Regions from separate parts of the Homo sapiens genome. Here region 1 is linked to region 2. Evidence: chromatin loops called from intact Hi-C (ENCODE). Cell type or tissue: ovary. All regions are shown on one strand. Each heading gives the region's core, and the rest is flanking DNA. Links, peaks and the distances in the headings are about the cores only.

Evidence for each region. Hi-C counts contacts between places; a loop is a spot of excess contacts. Peaks named below come from ENCODE experiments on the same cell type or tissue, not always from the same donor. Only the 100,000 strongest peaks of a DNase experiment are listed, where the experiment ranks them.
Region 1: it touches region 2 in a loop (3-fold over the local background); 5 of 110 quality-filtered maps call a loop at or near these places.

The regions. Positions count from the first base shown.
Region 1 is chr2:45,789,511-45,802,005 of GRCh38, forward strand. All of the region lies in intron 1 of PRKCE (protein kinase C epsilon), which reads left to right. Among named protein-coding and RNA genes, the nearest start is that of PRKCE-AS1, 120 kb to the left of the region's middle. In ovary, for the core only: no CTCF peak of the experiment used is centred there; a DNase peak (open chromatin) is centred at 5,041.
Region 2 is chr2:45,853,952-45,866,446 of GRCh38, forward strand. All of the region lies in intron 2 of PRKCE (protein kinase C epsilon), which reads left to right. Among named protein-coding and RNA genes, the nearest start is that of PRKCE-AS1, 180 kb to the left of the region's middle. In ovary, for the core only: no CTCF peak of the experiment used is centred there; a DNase peak (open chromatin) is centred at 6,966; H3K4me3 peaks cover 917 bases; H3K27ac peaks cover 2,698 bases.

The DNA.
Region 1 (12,495 bases), core at 1,572-9,571, 65 kb before region 2:
TCCTAGCTACTCAGGAAGCTGAGGCAGGAGGATTGTTTGAGCCTAGTAGTTCAAAGCTGCAGTGAGCTAATGATCATGCCACTGCACTCCAGCCTGGGCAACAGAGTGAGACTGTCTCTCTGGTTGGGGGAAAGGGGGGAAAGACAGGGATTCTCAACCCTCAGCCCTGGCTGTCCTTAAGAACCATCTGGAAGAGCTAGGAATCATTTGAAAATACCCCTGCCACCCATTTTTAATGAGCAGTCAGGGCTGAGAATCACAACTTTAAGATATTTTGCCTGTAATTAATATTTATATTTTAAATCTACATTTTCTGAGAAGCTCGGAATTTTAAAAAATGTATTAGTATCTTTCTGAAGATAATGAAAACTTGTGTCTTTAGATTAGCTTTACATATCTGACACCTAAATGGTAGTGTTCATTCATATTGATAGGATAATGAAGGAAAGAAGAGCTTTGATCAAACGCCTGGGACACCAAAGATTTATCTCTGGTCCCAAGAGTGGAAATCTCGAGAGTGGCCCTGAATTACAGAGCTGGCAGGAGCTCACAAGTGGTTTGTGGAAAGATCAGCTCTTTTGTGATGGCTCTTGGGACAGACAGTTCCTGTGTAGCCAGCTCTTCAGTATTGTCTACCGTGCATTTTGTAGTTGCAAAAATGCACATATGCATAAATGAGAGCATCCTTCAGCCTTTGGATGAAATGTGCAGCTGAATGAGGAATGCTGAAGAGATCATCAATGCCACCAAATCCTCCAGTGTTGTATGAAAGCATCAGTTTCAACCGAGATTCAGGGGAAAAGATAATATGAAAATGTGTCGAGGGTGGCAGCACGTGGGAAAACTTGCAGGATGCGCTGAGAAAAACACACACGTGTGTTCCAGTCTCACTGATTTGGAGCCTCAAATCTGCTAATAGGGCCTGTGATATTTTTAGCCTTGTTATCAGAGCGTAGAGCAAGTTTTCAAGGCTTGTAGGATGTATCTATTAAAATAACCTATGTGACTGAGTGGCTGCTCTCTATAACATTTTTGTTCCACTGAAATACAATGAGAGGAAATGGGGCTGCAGGAAATGGCCATTCTGTCAGAGGACCCAAAGCACACAGGGCCAGTCCAGTATTTACACACATTCTGGCCATTGTGCTTGCAACCTTGGGTAACCCTTCACGTTTTTCTTCTCCTTTTTCATCTTCTTCAGATTTTGAAGGTTATTCGGCTTGAGAAGGGATGTACTATGCTCTGGGAAATTGATTTGTGAATACACTTTGTATCTGTTTCTGCACAATCCTTGGAAGTTTTCAAGGCTGTTGATTCTCTAACAAGTAGCTGACAGTATGAACTTCTGGTCCTGATGATGGTGCTGGTGGTGGTAAGCGGGGAATGTGGTGGCACAACTATCAGACACCTGAGGCCCGTACCTGATTAAGGACCTCTAGAAAGGCGTGTAGGCCTCCCACAGAGGCCAGGCCAGCGTCTCCAGACCTTTGAAAAGGGAACAGAGCAGGCATGTGTTCCAGCCCCTCCACCTCCGCACAAACGTCTGCAGTCTACAGCCAGCTCACTTTGGTGAAGAAGGGAAGGTTTTGTGTAGAGGTCTCTGAATTGGCTGGTAGAGGTGCCTCTGACTGGTCACGGGGCTTGGGGACTAGGGATAGTTTCTGTGCCCTGCTGAACCTCCTCATTCCCACCTAATCAGCCCCTTTAAGTCCTTTTTACATATTGAGCTTTCTGGTAAAGAGGTTCCTGCTGTCCAAAGATTGAAACCAACTAAAAATAACAGAACGCGAGAGATGGAAAAGACTGTAAGGCAAGCTCTCTGGCTTTCAGTGGGGAAAGCTATAGTGAGCACGTGGGGGTCCTGGTCCAGAGTCCCTTTACCCATGGAGCCCCAAGAGCAGGCCCTACACCCGCTGGGCCTTGCCCCCTTCTAGTTTCAGGCTACCCTGTGGGCCAGCAGGCTCAGCATTACACTGTATTTGTATAATTCCCTATGTCCTTTCCTTCCATATCCTCTTTCTTTTAGTTCTTTTCTTTCTTTTAGTTCTTTCTTGAAGAATGGGGTCAATTGATTGATCTTGAGTAAACAAATAGTAGCCTGAGTGAATACCTGCAGAATTAAATTCTGATAGCTTATTTCACTCTAGAATCTTTATGGGTAGCTGCGCAAAGTGGTGTACTTTCCTTAAAGACAGCCTTTCCTTGATGCTGGGTTAATGCGCTCCTCTCTGCCCTTGCTGGTGCTAAAGGGTCACTGAGGCTCAGATGCTCACTGCCATCTGTAACTCCAGTGGAGCATAATGGTCAGGAGCACGGGCTTTGACCCCAGCTCTCTCAATGAGAATCCCGGTTCAAATACATTTGACCCACAGGACCTCTCTGGGTCTCAGTTTTCTTATCCCTGGAATGAGGATAATGGCACCTGTTCCACGGGGTATTTGTAAATGACCACATGCCTGTAGTGCTTAGTTGACACACAGTGTTTTAGTCCATTTAGTGTTACTCTAACAGAATAGCTAAGGCTGGATAATTTATAAGGAAAAGAGCCTTGCTTAGTTCATGGTTCTGCAGGATGGCAAGCTCCAGAAGCCTGGTGCTGGCATCTGCTTGGCATCTGGTGAGGGCTTTCGTGCTGTGTCACAACATGGCAGAAGGGCAAAGGGGAAGTGGTGCAAAGAGGCCAAACCTGAGGGGTGTCCTGGCTTTTAACAACCCAGTCTCACCAGAAGTAATCCAGTCTCCCCAGAGCAAGAACTCACTACCATGAGAATGGCACCAAGCCATTCATGAGAGATCCATCCCCATAACCCAGACACCTCTCATGAGGCCCCACCTCCCAACACCACCACACTTGGGATCACATTTCAACATGAGTTTTGGCGGGGACAACTCAAATCATAGCATACGATGAGTGCTCAGTAAATGCTAAGCTATTGTCAGTGGTCACTTTCCATCCCTACCCCAAACACAAAGCTAGAGAAGGGTGCCCTTCCCACCCTTTCCCTTCTATCAGCTTGTTCTGGTGGCTCTAACACGCAGGAGAGATGCTGGCCGAGGGTGGCTTCTGCTGCCTGGTGCTCAAGTTCCTGTCCCACTTTTACTGCTCACTAACTGTGTGACTCTGGATAATCTACGTAGCCTCTCTGTGCCTGGGTTTCCTGCCTTGAAAGATGGGGTTAAGGAGAGTTTCTTTCTTCAAGGACTGGTTGTAGGATTAAATGAGATAATGCTTATTGTAAAAGTGCATCCATTTTGTCGTGAGCACTGATAAATGGTAGGTGGTATAATTAATTAATTTTTTTTGTTGAGACAGAGTCTTGCTCCATCACCCAGGCTGGAGTACAGTGGCACGATCTCGGCTCACTGCAACCTCTGTCTCCCGGGTTCAGGTGATTCTCCTGCCTTAGCCTCCAGAGTAGCTGGGATTACAGGCACCCGCCACCACTTCTGGCTAATTTTTGTATTTTTAGTAGAGACGGGGTTTCACCATGTTGGCCAGGATGGTCTCAAACTCCTGACCTCAGGTGATCTGCCCGCCTTGGCCTCCCAAAGAGCTGGGATTACAGGCGTGAGCCACCCTACCCAGCCTAATTAATTTATTTGCCCTTCCTTGTTCCAGAATAGATTTAAGCAGGGCAGAGAAGAGGTGTTGAGTAAACAAAATGTCCTGGAAAGCTCTTTGCTGACTGAGAGAGAGCTGCAGAGGAGCCTTCCTATTTGTTGAATTTGGGCGAATGGGGAAAATGCAAAGCTCCCAATCCCCCAATTTCTCCATCTGTTTCCTGGGCTGCTGCTCTTCTTTCTCGCTTGTTCTCTTTCTTCTTCTGCTCTTGTGTGTTCCATGTTTGGTTAGACACTTCGGGGGAGGGAGGCAAGCTGAGAGGGGAAGAAAGAAGAAAAAATTATACCCAGACTCCCCCAAATCCTGCTCTTTGGAAACCCTGAGAGCTGACAGGTGTTCTATCTCGTTTGTCTGCAATGAAGATTACTGATGAATCCAAGCTGCAGGTTGTTTTTCTCTAGCAATGGTAAAGTATGTGTCCAAAAGCAACTCCAGACGGTGGCCTCAGCTTACTGATTTTCTCTCTGATGCTCTGGCCTTTGAGTTCTGTGTGAGCATATGTTGGGCAGTTAGCCAATTCCAGGTGTAGAGTTTTGTTTTCACAGCCATGATCAAGGCCAAACACCATACTTTGATCGAGGCCATCAGGAACCATCAAAAACAGCAACAATTGTTTAAATTTCCCCCTAGATATGTTTGGAACTGGGATCCGGGCTAAACCTGTGCTGGTGCTTGTCAAGGACAAGGACAGGGTCTCACACTGACTGGTGAACAGCCCTGTTACATAGCCAGGAACAAAGGACTCTGAGTCATGAGTGTTCACATTTTTTTTTTCTTGCTTGGTTCGGATTGGTTCTAGTTATTGGGATATTAACAGAAATGAAAAGGTTTAGATAAAATCCACAGCAATCCCACATCTCCATGCCTGAATCCCAGAGAGTATGATTCGGATTAGCCCTAAAACCTTGCCTTATTATCGTGGGGCAGCCGCCCTGGGACCCCAGCTAGAGAAGCAGGGAGACGCAGATGTTTCAGCTTGTTGCAAATGGAATTGTTGACCAGTCAATGCAGAACTCTTCCTCAGGAGTGTGGCATCATTGATTTATGAATTATGGCCCTTTTAAACTCTCTGCTTGCCTTCTCGGATATCGACGTTTTAAAAAGCGATTGCTCATGTGGATCCTTTTCAGAAACACATACACATGGCCCGAGATGAGCTCTTATGTCAGAGTAAATGGAGTGGCGCACTCTGGGCTGGCGTTTCCTTCGAATAATGAATTATTCAGGGAGGGATTTTTGTTTTTGAAAATGGCAAATGCATTGACGGGGCAGACAGGAAGGAATTACACTCTGGGCTGAGTACTTTCTTATCTTTCAAGGGAGGGGTTAACCAGCCTGGATGAAGCAGGGTGCCAATTCGTTCTCATTCCTGCGGTATTCTAGCACGGACCCTGATGCACGGCTTTCTGTGGTTTCAAGCGCCTGGGGAGGAACCTGGGCAAGGCTGTGGCAAGGAATCTCAGGAAGGGCATGGATCTCGCCTGACAGCCCCGTCTCTGGAGGGAGATGTGTGACAGTCTCTGACCACTCACTGCTTTTTCATTTTCCTTCTGAACATCTCTGACTTCCTTTCTTCCTCTCCCACTCCCAAGGTTGGACTGTTCGAATACAAGCCTCCTCCACTTCTAATTACTTGAAGTATTCATCAAAATGATAGACATCCTTTATTGATCACCTATAGAATCCTATGGGGGAGGGACAATTATTGCCCTACCCCCCCCCCCATCCACCATTTCTTTTTTTCTTAACGGGAGAAGAAACTGAACCTCAAACAAGTAGAAATGTCAAGATCACAGAGCTAATGAGAGCAGAGTGATTCAGACTCCGCTTCTGCTGTTGTTGGTTTGTTGCTGTTGTTTTCCACTCTTTCCTTTCATCTTTGTGCCACCCAGCCCTGTCTGTTCGAGGTACATGACCCCACCTTCTGAGGAGGTGAGGCCAGCACCTCTTCTCCTTCTTGAGGTCCCCCACGGGGGTTTCCAGAGACTGCAGCATCCATGCTGATGAGCCAGCCAGGGCCCCAGCCTCACAGTTTCTGGTCTTCCTTGGCATGGGCGTGTCGTGGAGTGACCAGACCTTCCACCTAGAGCTTTGACCCTGCCCTCAACTCTCCCACCACCCCGCACCACCACATCCATGCTCTGCTCTCCCTCAAACCTGAACCACTTGAACATTATTGTTATTATTTTTTTTGAGATGGAGTGTTGCTCTTGTCACCCAGGCTGGAGTGCAGTGGCGTGATCTCAGCTCACTGCAACCTCCGCCTCCCGGGTTCAAGTGATTCTCCTGCCTCAGCCTCCCGAGTAGCTGGGATTACAGGTGCCCACCACCACGCCTGGCTAATTTTGTATTTTTTTAGTAGAGATGGGGTTTCATCATGTTGGCCAGGCTGGTCTCGAACTCCTGACCTCAGGTGATCCACCCTCCTCAGCCTTCCAAAATGCTGGGATTACAGATGTGAGCCACTGCGCCCGGCCTGAACATTTTTAATTGCCCAGTCTATTCTGCTGCTCTCCATACTGGATTCTCCACCTGGCCTGAAGGTCATAGTCAGCTTCTTCAAACCACACAAACTGGCTCTGTGGGCCCTGGTTCCGTCAGCAGGGTGCTTCCTGGGATTGGCCACTATGTTCTTTGCCCCTTCTCATGTCACTGTCTGCTGGTCCTGCTCAGGTGGCCAGGAGCAGAGCAGAGCTCGGCAATGCTGTGAGACCCCCCGCAGAGTTGTCTTCTGCAGGTTTGCACAGCTTTTAGCATGACCTCCACTCCACCCAGGCTTGACAGCGCTTTTTCAAATTTCAAGCATTCAGAAAAGTTGAAAAGAATAGAAAATAAACACAGCTCATTATTTCTAAGCAATACTCCCATCCTCCATCTCCCTTCACTCTAAGCTTCTTTGCATTTCTTTGAAAGCAGTTGTTCTTCACACCTCTGTGCCTTTGCTCATGCTGTTCCTTCAGTGTAGAATGCCCTTCCCTGCTCTACTTGCTGAACTCCAGCTAATTCTTTGATGTCTTCTCCAGGTTCTCCATTCCCATGCCTGCCCCAGTTAGTTGTCTTATTCTAGGCTGACAAAATGTCCAGGTGTCGTTTGTATAACGTAGTAATTGATGATAGACTCTAGAGCCAGGCTGCCTGGCTTCAAACCCCAGCTCTCTCACTAGCTGTAAGAAACCTTGGACTGTTACTGAACCCTTTATGCATTAATTTTCTCATGTGTCAACCGAAGATAATAATAATTTCTACTTCTTAGGGATGTAATGAGCACTAAATGAATTAATATACATTATGAGAACAATGCTTGGTGTATGGGTGCCACATAATACAAGCATTGGCTGCTATTATATCTCTTATGATGATTTCACTGAAATTATCACTAAAATTGAACTTCTTGAGAGGTGGCACTGTCTTATCTTGACTTGGGCAATCTGCTTCCAGGCCAATTAACTTAACCTCTCTGACTTCACCTTCTCCACCTGCAAAATGGGGTTGATATGATATACTGGGTACCTGGGGGGATGAAATGAGTAAATACAGGTATGTCATTGTGGTCAAACAAGGGTGAGCCATCATTCTTAGCTATTGTGCATTTTTCCCAGAGCCCAGGTCAAGACTTGCAGAGCTAGAAAAGACTTCACAGGTCACGAGGTTTTACTTTTTGTTTTGTAGAGATGGGGGTCTCACTATGTTACCCAGACTGCTCATGAACTCCTGGCCTCAAGTGATCCTCGCGCCTCAGCGTCCCAGAGTGCTAAGAGTATAGGCACGAACCACCATGTCCAGCCACCTTGAGGATTTTTGTTTTTTAATGTTATAGATAAAGAGCTCAGAACAGTTAAGACATCATTGAGGGTTACGTAACTCCATTTACTATTTATTTGAGACACAATGGTACAAGAGGGTGAATCCCTAGGAGTGTCAGTGTTTCAGACAAAGCAGCTTTGGGAAGAGGGAGAATAATGCTTGCTGTCTAGCGTTTGATGTTTTCACAGATTGCCTGTGACCGCCTGTATGTAACAGGTATAGTATCATTAGCTTGTTGTCCATGTGGGGAGACTGCACCCAAACCCATTCTGGTGACATCACACAGTTGGAAGGCCACTTTACTCATTCTGCCTCATGGCTTAGCTTTCATAGAACAAAACCCCTACCAGAAATAAGCTGCAGGGTGAAGGGGAGGGAGGGAGCCACGCATGTCCTTGTCCTTACTAGGGTTTCTCAGCTCTCCACGACTGCGGTAACCACACACCCTGGTTTGCCCAGAACAATCTCAGTTTACACCTGTGGACCCAGTTCCATGGTGCACCACATACCTGTTCACTTGCAGAAGTGCCTTTTACAGTGCTGGGGAGCCACATCTTATGTTTTGCTTTTTTAACCTGCCAGCAGGCTTCTTGCACGCACCAGGCTGAGGCCGTTGTTCTCCTTAATTAATTCGCTCTGCAAGCCAGCCAACCCCACTGAAGCTCTGGGAGAAGGACAAGGAACATTTAAACTGACCTGTCTTTGGTTGGGGCGGTCTCTGCTGTTGGGGCAACAGCACTACGCAGAGGATGGCTGGAGTCCACATGCTCAGGAAGGACTGCATTGCACTTCATAGTTTTGTTTTCTTCCCAGCCCCATCTTTTTCAATTGGGACTACCGTGGTAGCTTTGGCGCTTGGCGCTTTCAGCATAGGTACTGCTATTCTTACAAGTGCTCTACCTCAGTAAAGGTTGAGGGGATCCAGGCCTTCTCATGGAACTCTGGTATTTAGCTGGATTGTAGCTGGAAGGAGAATGCACATTGCCAACATAACAAAACAGGCGCTGGGCTTACTGAGTTCCTTCGCCAAAACCCAGGAATGTAGACTTGTTCTCATTTCCTCATTTTATACTCCTGTGAGGAATTCTTGGGGCTGCATAAAGTGATTAACCCAGGAGCCAGCTCCTTGGCGTGTCGGGTAGAGAGGCCAGGCTTAATGAGTGTACTTTCTCCTGCCTTGATCTCAAGGAGCTCAGCAAAGTCGTTTGTGCAAATAAAGTATACAGTGGAAACCACTGTTTACTCCATTGGATTAGGCTAAACCAGATTGTAAAAGGCAGATGGGAAAAATAAAAAATAAATAGTTCTAAAATAAAAAAGGAATTTATATATGTGGAGCATATAAGCTAGGTTTTATTATGTCTATTTTAGAGATATAGAAACTGAGGCTCCCAAGAGTTAAGAGTAGCAGAGCTGTGGTTTGGATTTGGAAGCCCAAGCTCTCCCCACCAAAACACGTTGCCTCCTCCTTTGCCTCACATACATGCCTGCCCCCGACTTTTGTGGGACCTCCTGTAGGCGCTAAGGGAGAGCCATATACAATGTGTCCAAATATTGAAACATTAGATGTCAAACATAAAGACTGTTAAGATGTGTTCCAGCCTCCCAGCTTGACAAATATACCTTCAGAATGACAAAATTTAAAAAGTGTAAAGCCAGAGTTTTATATGATTGAAAGCAAAATATCAAGTTCAAGTTGCATATTTAATGGGAATATTTTTCTTGCTAATTTTCATTGTTTTGATCAGTAATTATTTCCTAAGTCTTTATTAAATCGAGAATTTATAATATCGTTTCAAAGTGTATATGGGCCATGCTCAACAGAAGTGGCTTTTTTTTTTTTACCTGTTTTCAGTGTTTTTAAAATTTAAAAAACTATATTTTATATTGTATTTCTTATTATTATGGGCACATAATTGGTGTTTTCTGTTTTTTAAAATGTGAGCATTGGCCGGGCACGGTGGCTCACGCCTATAATCCCAGCACTTTGGGAGGCTGAGGTGGGCAGATCACAAGGTCAGGAGATCAAGACCATCCTGGCTAACATGGTGAAACCCCGTCTCTACTAAAAATACAAAAATTAGCCGGGCATGGTGGTGGGCTCCTGTAGTCCCAGCTACTCAGGAGGCTGAGGCAAGAGAATGGCGTGAACCAGGGAGGCGGAGCTTGCAGTAACCTGAGATCGTGCCACGGCACTCCAGCCTGGGCAACAGAGTGGGACTCCGTTTCAAAAAAAAAAAAAGAAAAAAGTGAGCATTTTCATTCATTATTGATGTTCTATTATTTATTCTTTTCAGCTCCTTTTTTCTGAGCTCCACTTTTCTATTTCAATCATAATCCCAATTTATACTCATTTTCAGTGATCTAAAGAATTACACAAGGAAATTTAATTATATTCAAAGTGTATAAAAATTGAGTATATATTTAGTAAATAGATAAATTGTAGTAAATATAAAAGTTAAAATATTTGGTCAGGTTTGGTGGCATGTGCCTGTAGTCCTAGCTACTCAGGAGGCTGAGTGGGGAAGATTGCTTAAGCCCAGGAGTTGGAGGCTGTTGTGCACGATGATCATGACTGTGAATAACCACTGCACTCTAGCCTGGGCAACGTAGCAAGACCCTGTCTCTAAAAGAAAAGAATATTTTTTAAAAAATTAAAATTATTTCAATGTTTTCAAAAAAAGATTGTCTTCCAAATATTCAAAATTAAAAGGCACATGTCAGTATAATTAGTGCATACTCAAAATCTGATACTTTTTAAAGCATGGGGCTCAGGGCAGGCTCCTGTTGTCCCTAGTCTGCGGATGGCACTGCTCACACATTTAATTTGTACAAGGAGAAGATTCCATTTCTTCTTGCTGAGATGATGTCAGAAGTAGTTACCAGAATCAGGACCCAGTCTAGGGTCAGGGTTTTCCAGCAGAGGCAGGATCAGGAATTGCAGTCATGTCACCAGGCTGCAGCTTAATGAGGTGTAGGTTAAGCTCCTAGCATCTGAATGTCTGGACTTCTTGTCCACAAGACAAAGAAAGCCTGGATTTGAGACTGTTTCCATGGTGGGTCCTGGGGAGGAGGAAGGCTGATATGTGGGTAGTCACCTCCAGGCTGGTCAAGTGGGGAGAGATTTTCCCCCTAGTTCTCTAGTTTGTATAATGCTGGGTAGATGAAAATATAGTTGCAGGGTAGGGTAGTGGTGGCGCAGGAGTGCCCAGCGGCTGGATACTTGATAGTGTGTTAAAGCAAAGGCATGGAGCAGTATGCTAAACTCTGCACAGTCAGGCTACAAGGTTGCTGGGTCAGCTGGGGGTCAGGGTGTTTTCACAAAATAAGAAAGGACTGAACGGGAAAGGCTGTTCAGTATAAGTCACCTTGAGAGCATGGGGAGTCACACTGCCCAGGCAGCAGCCCTTCCATAAAGCCTCATGCTGGGGGGTCTGACTCGAGAGAGCAATCAGGTTGCCTATGTCATTGGTCAGGCTTCTGGGCCAGGGCTGGAGTGGCTGGAGCCCAGGTAGACCTGTGGCACCTGGCAGGTGCCAAGGGCAGTTTTAGTCAGCAGTTGGCTACAGGCTCTTGCCAATAGGCAATGAGAGGCCTGTCTAGACTGGGGTTTGAGGGCAGCCTTCACTCCTTACTCCTAGAAGGAGTAAGTTCTGGAGAGAAGGACAAGGGAGAGCCACAGTCTTGGCAGAACTGGGCTGCTGGGCAAGGGGTCAAGTCCATGCCTTAAGCCCCACAAGGAGTTTCAACCTATGGGGTTCAAGGCAGAAGAACAAAATAAAACTTCCGCCATTAAAATTGGAGAAGGAACTTGGGGGTAGAACTAACAGTAGAGCTGGCTTCCTTCGGCCCGTAAATCTTCACTAATTATCTCCTATGCACCATGCACTGTGCTAGGCACTGACATACATGTATGCATGAGCCATGGTTCCAGGTCCTCCCAGAGCCGGGGATTATAATCCACTCTATGAGAGAGGCAGAAGAGCAGATCATTACAATACCTGGAAACTAACGCAGTCATAGAGAAATGCAGCAGTTGCCTGGGAAAGATTCCTCAACAAGTCTCAGAAGATGGGTAAGAATTAGTGGGGGGAAGGGCATTCCAGGCAGGGGGAACAGCATAAGTGAAAGCAGAGAGGTGGTGGCAGCACTGGAGTGTTCTCGGGTGTATAGGCAGTTGAGTGGGCCAAGTTTTCAGCAGGGTGGTGAGAGATGTGTTGAGAAGAGTTAGCCACATGTGGGGACTGATGGCCGCGCTCAGGAGATCTTCCTTTGATCTCATGGGGTACCATAGAAGAGTGTTAAGCTGACCAGTGGCCAGGAAAATTTGAATTTTAGGAAGACATTTGGTATTTTTAGTGCCTTATTAGAGGTTGGATTTAAAAATGAATTTTCAGGGATGAATGTGAAGGGGAGAAGGCCAGAGGAGGGAATCCATTTAGATTGCTGTTCTGGAATTTCAGGCCAAGGGTTGCAAAAACGGGGACTGGGGCTGTGCTCATTGGAACAGGAAGGGGAGCAGTGGAGAAGGGGGTAAATCCCACAGGACTCAGTCATCAGTGAGTGCTGAGGGTGAGGGTGAGGGAGAGGGAGGAGGCGGGAATGCTGCCCAGGTTTCCAGCTCAGGTGATATGTCCTAAACTCTGCACAGTCAGGCTTCAAGATGCTGGGAATTTAGGATGAGGTGCTGGGAAGGAAGATGGGGAGTGCAGTTTGAGAGCCAGCTAGAGAGGAGGCTGAGGAAGGCCGTTGGGCAGAGCCAGGGTGGGAGACTGTGGGAAAGGAAATGCAGCCCCAGAAAGGACGTTCTTCCCTGGTGTGTCCTGGCTGTCCATGGGACAGGTTGCCAAACCTGAAGCAGGCTGCTGTGGGTGTGGCCTGAGGATGCTCCAGAGACCCAAGTCAGAAGTTTCAATGTTGTGCTGATCCTAGCCTTGCTGCTGGGGTCAATTTTGCACTTCTCCTTTCCTTTTCTACAAAATGGGGATAATAATACTTAACATCTAGGCTGCGGTTTGAAAGCAATACTAGGCCAGGCCCAGTGGCTCATGCCTGTAATTCTAGCACTT
Region 2 (12,495 bases), core at 2,417-10,416:
TCCTGGGAGCCTTCCCACACACGGGCCCATCCCACCAGCATTCCCCTGGTTCATGACACTGGATTTGCCCCCCACACTCCTCTGTGTCTTTCTATACAACCATGTACTCACATATTTATATTGTACCTATAATTGGAGTCCAGGTTGTGCCCTGCTTGCCCCATCTAAGGGCACAAGTCATTCAAGGGCAGAGGTTCCTGTACTGGTCCAGAACTGAGACCTGGCCCGGTGCAGTGTGGCTCCCTGTTGGCCTTGCAATGTGGCATTGCTGAGCCGGGAGCACCATCCTACCATTCTGACTACACAAAACAAGTATGGGGACAAGGACTGTCCCTGTACTTGGGGCCTCTTGGTCCAGTGGGGAACCAGACCTAGAGACAGATCACCAAAACCCAGTGTGAAACAGGTTACCATAGGGAGGCATGGATTAAGTCTATGAGGGTCTTGCTTATTCCAGGGCCTCAATAGCCCTGGGCACAAGACCCCCAACTGGCTACGCTGAATTAGCATTAGGTGGCATCATGATGAGGTATAGTGGGAGGAATCCTTGTATTAAAATAAGAAGCTTGGATTCTGTTCCTAGCTGCTACTAACCAGCCTATTGAAGGTAAACAAATCGTTGGGTATTTCTGACCTTCAACAGGATTGCAAGGAAAGCATTAAGAGGCGATGGTTAAGCCAATGCTCAGGATTTTGAATTCTCAGATTGAAGACTTTCCGAATACGGGCGTGAGTCCATGAGAAAGTTTCCTAATCTCTCCTTACACTTACCACCAGGGAGCCAGACCCAATTATTCTTGGCCAAAGAACAGGAGCCTTAATATTAATAGTAGATGAGACCTGGTAGGTGTCTTAGAAACTTAAAATGTGGCCAAGTGGAATAGAGAGAGAACTTATTCTGTGGCTCCTCTTGCAGCTTTGGGATGACAAGGGTTACAAGGAGTTATAGGGAGGCAGATTTCAGCTTAGTTTAATGTATGGAAAAAGTCTCCAATAAGCAGAGCTCACCAGCAGTTAAATATACTCAAACAGTAAGTAGGGAGCTCTCCATCTCTGGAGGTATTCAAGGAGAGACCAAATGAGCATTTTGAAATATCGTAGAACAAATTTATATATTAGCTAGAGGGCTGTATTGGATAATTGCAGTTCTTTTTTCTGGTTTTGATGAACCAGTGTTTCCATTTGTTCTATTACAAGACTGTTCTTCTAATGATCTTTTGTAAGATCTGGATGTGACAAGTAACTTCCATAAATATATACAAGTGGAGGCTGATAAGGCAGTGTTTATTTTACTTTTTAAAAATCCAAGGCTTACACTGTAAGAAGGTAGAGAAAAAGAGTGTATGAAATAAAGGAAAAGGGAAAAAGTTGGATCTTAGCAGGTATTTACAGAATGCTTAAAAATCTTACAAATTTAGGCAAAAATGGAAATGTTAAAATTTGAACCTTGTTCCCAAAGAACTAGGGAAGCTCCCTATTTGAATGAACCCCCAATTGTGTGAACCCTTCCTAAGAAGAGTTTTTAGAAGTGAAAAAGTCTGTAACATCAGGATTTGCTCCTTAATGTCTCTCTCGTGTAGCTGCACATGTGGAGTTTGTTAAAACACAGTGCATCGGTGTGTGTCTGGGAACAGGTCCATCTGGGAGAAAGGGAAATGGCAACACAAGCCCTTGACTTTAGGGGAAACATCCTTTCATCGTGCTTGCTTGTGTGTCCTGTGAAGTAAGGATTTTCTCCTCAAACTTAGGAGTTTTGTCTGGAAGCCACAGGAGTAGAAAGAGACTGAGGTTTCTTTGAGAAGAATTTAGCTTCTTAACTTGAGAAGGGGTTTTGTTTTGGGTAGAAAGCTTCTCACTGCAGTGGGTGATGTATTGCCATAAATGGGCTGAACAATGTTTTGCCCCTGTGAGGAGGGGCACAATAAGGCTGTTGACTGCTGCCCCTAACACTGACCTACCTTCTGTCTTTGCTTGAGATTTTGCCTTCAGGGTTTTCATGATGATGATGGTTTGAAGTCTCCGTGTGCATTAAAAGGCGAACCCTCCCTTCCCTCAACAAACAAAAACAAAACCCTTATAGAAAGATGGAATCCTAAGCCTTTCTTTCTTTTAAAAAAATTTTTTTAAAAAATTATAATCGATACATAATAATTGCATGTATTTCTGGGATACAATGTATTGTGTATATTTCTGGGGTTTCAATGCATGTGTACATAGTATAGTGATCAACTCAAGGCAATTACCATATCCCCCTCTCTAAACATTTATCATTTGTTTGTTTCTTTTTCTTTTTTTTTGAGATAGAGTCTTACTCTGTCACCCAGGCTGGAGTGCAGTGGCACAGTCTCCGCTCACTGCAGCCTCTGCCTCTCAGGTTCGAGTAATTCTCGTGCCTCAGCCTCCCGAGTAGCTGGGATTACAGGCATCTGCCACCACACCCGGTTAACTTTTATATTTTTGGTAGAGACGGATTTTCACCATGTTGGTCAGGCTAGTCTCGAACTCCTGACCTCAAGTGATCCACCCACCTCGGCCTCCCAGAGTTCTTGGATTACAGGCGTGAGCCATGTGCCTGGCGCATTTATCATTTCTTCCTGTTAATAGCATTCAAGGTTCTCTCTTCTAGCTCTCTTGATATATACGACACATTGTTATTTGCTGTAGTCATGCTACTGTATAATAGAACAGGAAAACTTATTCTTCCTGTCTAACTGTAACTTTGTACCCATCGACCAACTTCCCTCCATCCCCCCTGACTTCTATTTTCCCCAGCCTCTGGTAGCCACTATTTTACTCTCTTCTTCTATGAGATCAACTTTTTAAGATTCCACCTATGAGTGAGATCATGCAGTGTTTGTCTTTCTGTGCCTGGCTTATTTCACTTAACATAATGTGCTCCAGGTTCATCATGTTGCTGCAAGTGACAGGATTTCATTATGTTTTATGGCTGAATAATATTCCATTGTGCTGATGTACCACATTTTCTTTGTCCATTCATCATCAGATGGGAATTTAGGTTGATTCCATATCTTGGCTGTTGTGAATAGTGCTGCAGTAAATGTGAGTGTGCAGATGTCTCTTTGACATTTGATTTCATTTCTTTTGGATATATACCCAGTAGTGGGATTGCTGGATCATATGGTAGTTCTATTTTAATTTTGTGAAGAGCTTTTGTACTGCTTTCCATAGTGGCTGTACTAATAAAGGACCAACTGCTAGGTTTGTAGGCAGCTGGTTCCCTAAGTTGCACGTGATGCTTTCTAAAAATGCTTCTGGAAGTCAAAGGAGTGAAAGTTGAATAATTCAGTTGAACATTATTATGGAGGATTCCATTACCAGAAAACTAAAATGCATTACAAAATCCCCTCACTATGTCTCATTGTTCAGAAACAATTTCTGGTAATATTTCCAGCAGTTTGTTCTTTAAGAGAGTTTTTAAAAAATGTTCACGTGATCATCTGGGCAGCCTGTCAACCTGCTTAAGTTCTGGAAGGGCCCAGCTGAGGCTAAAGCTTTGACGATGTGCCCTATTAGCCTCTATACTCTGAAGTAGATCTATCGCTCTCATCACAAGGGCCAACATTTTAATTTTTTTCTAATTCATTGTTTCGATGGATTGATTGGTTTGTTTATTTATTTATTTTGGAGATGAGGTCTTGCTGTGTTGCCCATACTGGTCTTGAACTCCTGAGCTCAAGCAATCTGCCTGCCTTGGCCTCCCAAAGTGCTGGGATTACAGGCATGAGCCACCACACCCAGCATTTTGATTTTTTTTTTTTAAAGGGTAGGAGGCAATAAAGTATTCAAATAATTGTACAAACTCTTTAGGATCTAAGCTCTATCGGGGCAGGGACTGTGTTTATTTTCATCTCTGCTGTACCTTCATGACCTAAAACAGTGCCAGGATACAGTAGTCCTTAGGAAATATTTGTTAAATGATTAAGGAATGGCCGTTGTAAATGGTGCCAGGTAAAAATGGCAAAGCTGTGGAGGTGGCTGAGTTGCTTGGCTGGCAGAAAGCATCCTGTGACACGTGACCGCCAGCTGACGGCTGAGCGTCCACGTGTGGCCTGTGTGCTGTTTGAAGGCTGAAGGGATGAAAATCAAGAACTGCCTGTAATAGGTGGGTTTGAGTCACCAGGGTCATTGGCAGAGTGGCTGGAGCTTAGAAGACAGACTTCACCTGCTTAATTACAGATGTTGCTCAGGCCACTCAACCTCTCCCTGCCTGTAACGATGGCCCTTCTAGCCGCGACACTACCAGGCCAACTAGAAACACCTGGCTCTGCCTGGAGAAGAACCTATTTTGCTTTTATTTTTAATTTTTTTAAACATAAATCAAACCAGCGTCTTTTGGATTTAACATTCACTTCCTGTACTGCATGAGGCCTTCGTCAGCCTTCTTTGTTTTAGAAATGATGGGGTTTTTTTTTGACTTAAGAAAAAAATACCCTCTGTGATTTGTTTCCCTTGAATCAATCTGTCTTTTGGACTTAATTTAAATCAGACTTACCCTCCCTCCCTTCCACTATTTTTATGCTGAACTTATATTGTATATCATGGGTCATATGTCCCTATGATCCAGCTTTAAAATAAGTGTATGGCCAGTGCCTTTCAGCCCCTGGGCACCCTTCACTGACTTTGTCTTTGCCATTTTTTCCCCCAATGGGGGAAAGATTTTGTAAATATCTTAAATTTTGTATTATTTTCTTGCATTTCTTTATGATTTTAGCACCTAAATGTATGCTTTCCCAAGTAATGTATTGTTTTGTTTTACCTGCTTTTGAGCTTTACTTAAATAGTATCAGGCCGGGTGCGGTGGCTCATACCTGTAATCCCAGCACTTTGGGAGGCCAAGGCGGGCGGATCACTTGAGGTCAGGAGTTTGAGACCAGCCTGGCCAACATGGTGAAACCCCACCTCTACTAAAAATACAAAAATTAGCCGGGCATGGTGGTGGGTGCCTGTAATCCCAGCTACTTGGGAGGCTGAGGCGGGAGAATCACTTGAACCCAGGAGGCAGAGGTTACAGTGAGCCAAGGTCAGGGCGTTGTATTCCAGCCTGGGCAACAGAGCAGGACTCCATCTCTAAATAAATAAATAAATAAATAAATAAATAAATAAATAAATAAATAAATAAAATAGTATCATCCTATGTTTCATTCAACATTCTACTTTTGAGATTCATCCATATTGATGTGTGTGTGGCTGCAGTTCGTTTTTTTATTGCTGTATATTATTCCATTATATTAATATATCAAAATTAATTTATCCATTCTTCTATTCCTAGACGTTGGGATTACTTTCAAGTTTTTTCTATTAAGGACAATAGTATATTATGGGGGTGTCCTTGTATCTATCTATAGTTTCTCTAGATTATTTACCCAGGCATGGTAAATGATGGTTCAACAGATACGTGCACATTCGGCTTTGCTAGGTAATAAGTTGTTTTCCAAAGTGATTTTACCAGTTGATGCCGCCACCAGACATGTTTGCAATATCCAATTGTTTTTTATCTTCATGAATATTTGGTATTATCAGACTTTTAAGTTTCTACCAGTATGGTGGGTGATATGCCATTATAGTTTTAATTTATATTTATCTGATTATTCGTGATGTTGAGAATCTTTTTATGTGTTTTTGACCTTTCCTCAAAAATGTCTGTTCACTCCCTTAGTGCATTTTTCTGTTGTTTTTGTCTATTTCTTAGTGCTTCAGAGGCAGTCATGTATTGCAATATCTTCCCCTCATTTGTAGATAATCTTTTCATTCTATGGTTATCTGATACATAGATATCCAAAGAATGAAACTTGGTGGATCTTGAACAAATCATGTCACATATCTGGGCTTCCAAATATGTTTCTGCTTGGGCCAATGAGTATACTGATGCATTCTCACCCTGCTAACTCAATAGGTGGCAGTGGCAAAATGAGCTGATGTGCATGAAAGCTCATTTTGAAAGTGAAGCACCACACACTTGTATAATGTAGAAAGTCTAGTTTTCTTTCTATCGTCCTACTGCCTCCATTTTTATACATAATATACTTCCTGGAAATCTTTTTTGTTACTGGAGCTGCTTTTATTTCATTGTACTTTTAGTGCCTTATTAAACTAGTATCAGTTTGTTTACTAATTATCCGTTTGCCCCTCTAGAATGTAAGCTCCCGAGGACAAGAATCTTATCTAAGTTGTTTATCATTGTATCCCCAGCAAGCTGGAATAGTGCCTGGCATACAGTACCTGCTCAGTAAGTATTTGTTTAATGAATGACTGAATCAGAGGTGTTAATAGTAGCCATGTTATCATTGCCACGTAATCACCCAAATGCTGTGTTTAGGGGTTGCTCCTTGTTCAGATAACTTGCAAACTTACATAGTGTACTGATCCATGTAACTCTGGCCTTCTCCTTTTCAGAGAGGATGGGTGGAGTCAGAGGAAGGGAATTGTGCCTTTGGGAGCTGAGGTTTTAGACTTGTAGCTGGGGCCCCCTGATGGGCTGGCACTCCTCTGAAGGCAGATTTCTAGGGTGAGAACAGAATTTCCCAGGCCATTTTCTTTGCCCTTCTGTATGGTTGCTGTCAAGTTTACTGCTTTTTCAAACCCTGTTAGCTTTTGCTTTGTTACTATAGGAACAAGAGCTGGTAGTCTGGGGGAAATATATGTGCATGTGAGTGCTGGGGAGGGGGTGTAGTGGCTGTGGTGGCTGTGGACTGAAGGGAGTGAGGACAGCAGAAGATGTTCACCGCTGAAGTCTCTCTGGGGGCCCTGCCCACTTTGGCCAGTGCTCTCTTCAGAGAGTTTTTGACTTTGCATGGTACACTCTTGGGGAACAGGCATCCCTTTGTAGATCTGCAGCACTCTCCTGGCACCCATCCAGTCCTTCAGTGGAACATCTGGAAAGCCTCGGCCCCTCCCCATGCCAAAGCCACTGAGCCCTGGAGACAGAGATCAATGACCTCTTCTTTGCTGCTCCTTAACCCGTGTCCCAGACAAGTGTTTTTCTGGGAACCAGTGAATAACGCAGATCTTTGATGCCAGCGCTTGTGTGCTGTTGCAGTAACACTTTCACTTTTGATGATAGGGTGGGGGCAGAGGAAGGGCCTCGGTAGGGAGAGCAACGAGAATTTGGCTTTTCAGGAAATCAGAACTCAAGTGGGGAGGCTTGCTTCCTACTCACTGGTTTTCTGGCTGGGAAAACAGCAGGCTGAGCCATTGCCTGATGTGAATGCTCCTTCGTGCTGGGGCTGGTATTAGGGGTAGGGGTGGGCTTGAGGCTAGAGACTAATTTGGTTCTAACCTCCACAGGCAATCCTTGTAACTCCTGGGAGATAATGCTGAAAAAGTGCATGGTGATTTTTCATGCATGTAGTTTATAACACACTGAGTTATGCTGAACACAGTGAAAAGAACTTACGATATATAATAGATTGGGGGTAAATATGCTATGTAATTACCTGCTCTGCAGTAATGTTTTACAACCCATGTATTAGGTTGCATATCTAACAGTTATCAAAAATATATACATTATATATACATACAATAGCAAAAAAATATAGAGTAGAAATGCCCTTAGCCCATTCTTCAATAAATACCTCTTCGCATGAGGCTTCAGGTCCCCAAGACTGGCTTATTTTCAGTGTTACTAAAATAAATTTTCTTTTATTCTCCCTTCTCTCTTGCACATTGTAGGTACTCACTAAATGCCATTTGAACTGTTGGCGAGAATGAAACTAGAGTTTTCCTTGACCCAGAAACTGCTGTAGGTTTACTTCACTGATGAACCTGCCTAGGTAGTGCACAAAGTGCCAGGTCAAAACAGCAGAATATTGAAGGCAAGGTAAATGTTTACAGCTGAAGGGCACTGGTAACTCCTATAATGGAGTAATTAACAACCATTATAAAGTTTTAGGTTTATTTTTATATATTAATGAAGAGAGGTTTTGAAAATAAATGGTTAAGTAAAAAAAGTAAGTTGGAATAGTAGCTATACTGTGATCCCATTTGTGTGAAAATGAGGAAAGAAACACAAAAACATACGCCAGCATAGTGTACACACACACAAATTTACCTCTGAAAAGTGGAGATGGGGACCAAGGGACTTATGCTCCCCACGTAGCCTTTTAACTCATTAACATTTTTGCTGTGAGTTTATATGTATGTAAAACAATAACTGCCCTGGAGAATGGTCTTAGGTACTACCCCGCCACCCTAGTGTAACCTTTCTTCTTGTATACACACACACACACACACACACACACACACACACACACACACACAGTATTTCAAATCTGTTACTCTGAATTCTTCATTGTGTTCCTTCCTGGTTTACCAGGACTACTTCCATTTCCCTCCAACAGTCTGCCTCCTCCTCATCCGTCCAGGTCTCACCACCTCCATGTCACCTCCTGGATCCCTCTCCAGTGGAACTTGGCCTTCTTTGAAGAGCCACAGAACTTCCTGGTCATACCACCTAGTGGTGCATTAGGCCGGAGATTGTTCCATCTTTTTTCTTGGTGTCAGCTCCTCTAACCAGACTGTCAGAAGTGAGCATGGTACTGTGTACAAGAATGCATCAGGCATTGCCTACCTGTGCAGTCAGAGGGGTAGGGGATTCTTTGGCTGGATCTTCTGGTTTTCTGTGTCCCTGGAGCTGGGCTCAGTCACTAACTTCTGCACTTCTGGGAAACCAATTGCCAAGTTACCCTACAGATCACGGGAACCAGGTCACAATGCGCAGGGCTTTGGGGATTGCTAGGACTCAGAGCAGGCAGCTTATTACCAAAAGTCAGCTCTATTCTGCTCCCCAAGGCTGTGTGTGTTTATATGTGTGTGGTGTGTGTACATACATGCATGCAAATGTGTACACACATGCACCCATAATCACCTGCGCAGGGTGCCCCTAGGCTCAAAGCTTCGCAGGGGCTGCATTCACATTGAAAACTTAGGGACCCTGTGCCCCAGATCAGGGCCTTCTGGCTGAGATCCATTTTGAAAAACAGCCTTACTCACTCTCTAATCTACTCCCTGGTGTCTCCACCCCCTCTACTTGCTGTGGCCCCACTGCTGGAGGAGAAGAGAGCAGTTGGGGACAATATGTGTGGTTTGAGGGACTGGGGGGTTGTGGGAGAGGGAAGCTGAACCCACAGTTTGTCCTGTTAGTGTGTGCTTGCGGTTCCTGGAAGTTGGGTATGCAGAATTAGGCTACTCATTTCCTGGCAGCTCATAGCCTCCAGTCTAGACCCTACTGTCTAGGGTCTAGGATACTTTGGTAGGAAGATCTTGACTCTTCAGGAAAATGGAAGGTCTCAGGGCCACCCACTGTGTTGCCTATATAATGTAGCCCTTGGTATCTCCTACATAAAGGTAGGAAAACTCTTTTGTACCCTCAAAGGGCTTAAAATTTAGTCTTAGAGACAGGCTTGTCTGCAAACACAATACCAGGGTAAAATAGCACTTGCAAAGTCCCAAAGGCTGCTCCGTGATGAATCAGGACCCCAAACAGCTCTACCTGCAAGGGCCAGAGTGGTGCCTGCCTTCCCTCCCTCCCTTCTTCTTGCCCTACCTTCCTTGTTTGTTAGGTGCTCACGGGCCAACCCTGGGGATGCAAAGAGGAGTCACAGGCAGTCCCTACTCTCAAGGAGTTCATGTTTTAGTAGTAGAAATAGGCGTTTAAGCAGAGTAAGTGCAATCCAGTGCCACAGATTTAGGAGCTCATTCTGTTCAGGATGCATTGAGGCTTAACAGATGACCTGGCCAGCTCTTCCTGGCTCGGAATACGGCTTGCAAGCAGAGATGGCTCTTTTTTGCTAGGGGGAGGACAAGTGGTCATGATAGCAGGCTTCATCTGGGTGTGTAGGAGATGAGCTCTCAGGGTGGGAAGGGCTAAGCTAGACAGTAGGGACGGGAATGGTGCGCCTGGCTGCACTGGAGAGTCTAAAAGGGGGCATTGCATCCTGCTGGGCAGCAGACGGCCCAATTCAAAGGCCATAGAGGTTGCAAGTCTGACCCTGCCATTGGTGTCCTAGACTAGCTCTCACTTTTCCAGGTTTCAATTTCCTTGTTTGTAGAATGGCAATAGTAAAACTGCCCTTCCTACAGCTACTTTTTTGTAGAGGAGGAATCTGAGGCTCTGGTTTAACTGGTTGGAGAGAATGCCAGGATTCAGCCTGGGTGTGAATCCTTCTACCCCTCAAAGAGCGTCATTCTGCTCTCTCTGGCTGCTCCCCACAGCAGAATGGATACCCTCAACATCAGTCCCATTGGCCTAGGGGGCCTCAATCTTCTGATATTGCATGCAAAATTTTCTGTACGTTCTGGGAACGCATTTTAAGGGACGAAGGTTCATGGCTTTGCTCCAGCTCTCAGAAGAAGGCAAGACCTCAGAAAGCCTAACAATAACTGCCCTGGAGAATGGTCTTAAGTCCTACCACACCACCCTCATGTAACCTTTCTTCTTATCCTTCAACATTTTTAGGAACAATAGACTGTCCTAAGTAGTTATTTTTCACTTGAAAGAAACATAAAACATTGTAATAGAAATATTTTTTTAATGTAAACATAATTGCCTTCTTAATGTACTGAGAATGAACTGAATGAACACAACTTAAGGGCTTAATGTCTTACACATTTTTATGAACATCGGTTATTGGTTTGTGCTCTTCTGAAGAGTATAGGGAGCATAGGATTTATTCCCATACCAAGGGATCCCAGGTTGCTTGCTTTCTTCTTTAATTCCTCCCCAACCATTCCTATGGATTATAAAGAGATATTTCATGTATAATTGTTTGCGTGGGAGCCCGAGGATGACTTCAGCTTCTCTTTTGAGGTAGAGTACTTGCTTTCATAATCATCTCTTGCTGCTTGGAGCTCTGGATTCATAGCAATATGGAGCTGTGTTTCAGGCTTCAGAGCAGGGGGCCTCGAACTTGAGAATACATCAACATCACCTGCAGGGCCAGTTACAGCTTGCTGGGCTCCACCTTCACAATTTCTGATTCTGGCGTTCTGGGGTGAAGCCGAAAATTTACATTCCTAAGTTCTCAGGTAACCTGAGACCTCTGGTCGTAAGACCAAGTTTTGAGAAGCTCTGTTTTAGAGTAGGACATCTCAAACTTTATTGTCCATATAAGTTACCTGGGGAACTTGTTAAAATGCGGATTCTGAATCAGAAAATCTGGGGTGGTGCCTGAGATTCTGCTTTTCTAACCAGCTCCTAGGCGATGCCAGTTCTGCTAGTCTGTGGAACAGGCTTTATGTAGAAAGACTTGAAAGCAGTGATTCTCAACCCTCTTTAATCAATTGGAATTCTCAACCTATTTTAATCACATGAGGAACTTGTGGCAAAAGGAGGAGGAGGAGGAGAAAAAAAGAGTCATACCCCCAAATAGATGATAAATCAGAATCTCAGAGGGTAGGGCTTGGACATAGGTATAGCTCCCCAGGTGATTTGAATGTGCACTCAAGGTTGAGAATATCTCTCTTAAGGTTGTGTGGCTGCTGGAAAGTCTGTCCTCTAAATAAATGGAGGATCGTAGTCTTGAATAGTGCTATGTGTTGAATATGTCCCCTCCAAAATTCAGATGTTGTGCATGTGATAGTATTAAGCGCTGGGGTTTTGAAGAGATTATTAAGCCGTGAGAGAGACTCGCTTGTGAATGAAAAGAAGGACCTTGTAACAGAAGCTCCATCAGCATTCAGCCTGCTTGCCTTTCCAACATGTGAGGCTGCTGTGCTTCTCCCCTGTGGAGTCTCACAATATTGGAAGCAGAGAGCAGCCCTCATCAAACAACTGAACCTGCCAGTGCCCTGATCTTGGACTTCTCAGCCTGCAGAACTCTGAGAAAATAAGTTTCTTCTTCTTCTTCTTTTTTTTTTTTTTTTTTTTGAGACGAGTTCTCACTCTGTCATCCAGGCAGGAGTGCAGTGATACAATTAAAATTCACTGCAGCCTCAACCTCACAGGCTCAAGTGATCCTACTGCTTCAGCCTCCCAAGTAGCTGAGACCACAGGTGCATGCCACCACACCCAGCTGATTTATCTTCATATTTTGTAGAGACACAGTTTCCCTGTGTTGCCCAGGCTGGTCTCGAACTTCTGGGGTTGAGAGACCCTCTCTCCTCAACCTCCCAAAGTGCTGGGATTACAGGCATGAGCCACCGTGCCCAGCAGTTCGTTTTCTTTATAAATTACCCAGTCCCAGATATTTTGTTACAGCAGCACAAATGGGCTAAAACAGCAGTTCATTGCTTTCCACCTGGGGTTTTACATGTGAATCATCTGGAAGGCTTTAAAAGATATGGGTGAGATAATATGTCTGGGATTTTCTTTTTATTTATTTAATTAATTAATTAATTGATTTTTATTTATTTATTTTGAGATGGAATCTCGCTCTGTTACCGAGGCTGGAATGCAGTGGCACGATCTCAGCTCACTGCAAGCTCCCGCTCCTGGGTTCATGCCATTCTCCTGCCTCAGCCTCCCGAGTAGCTGGGACT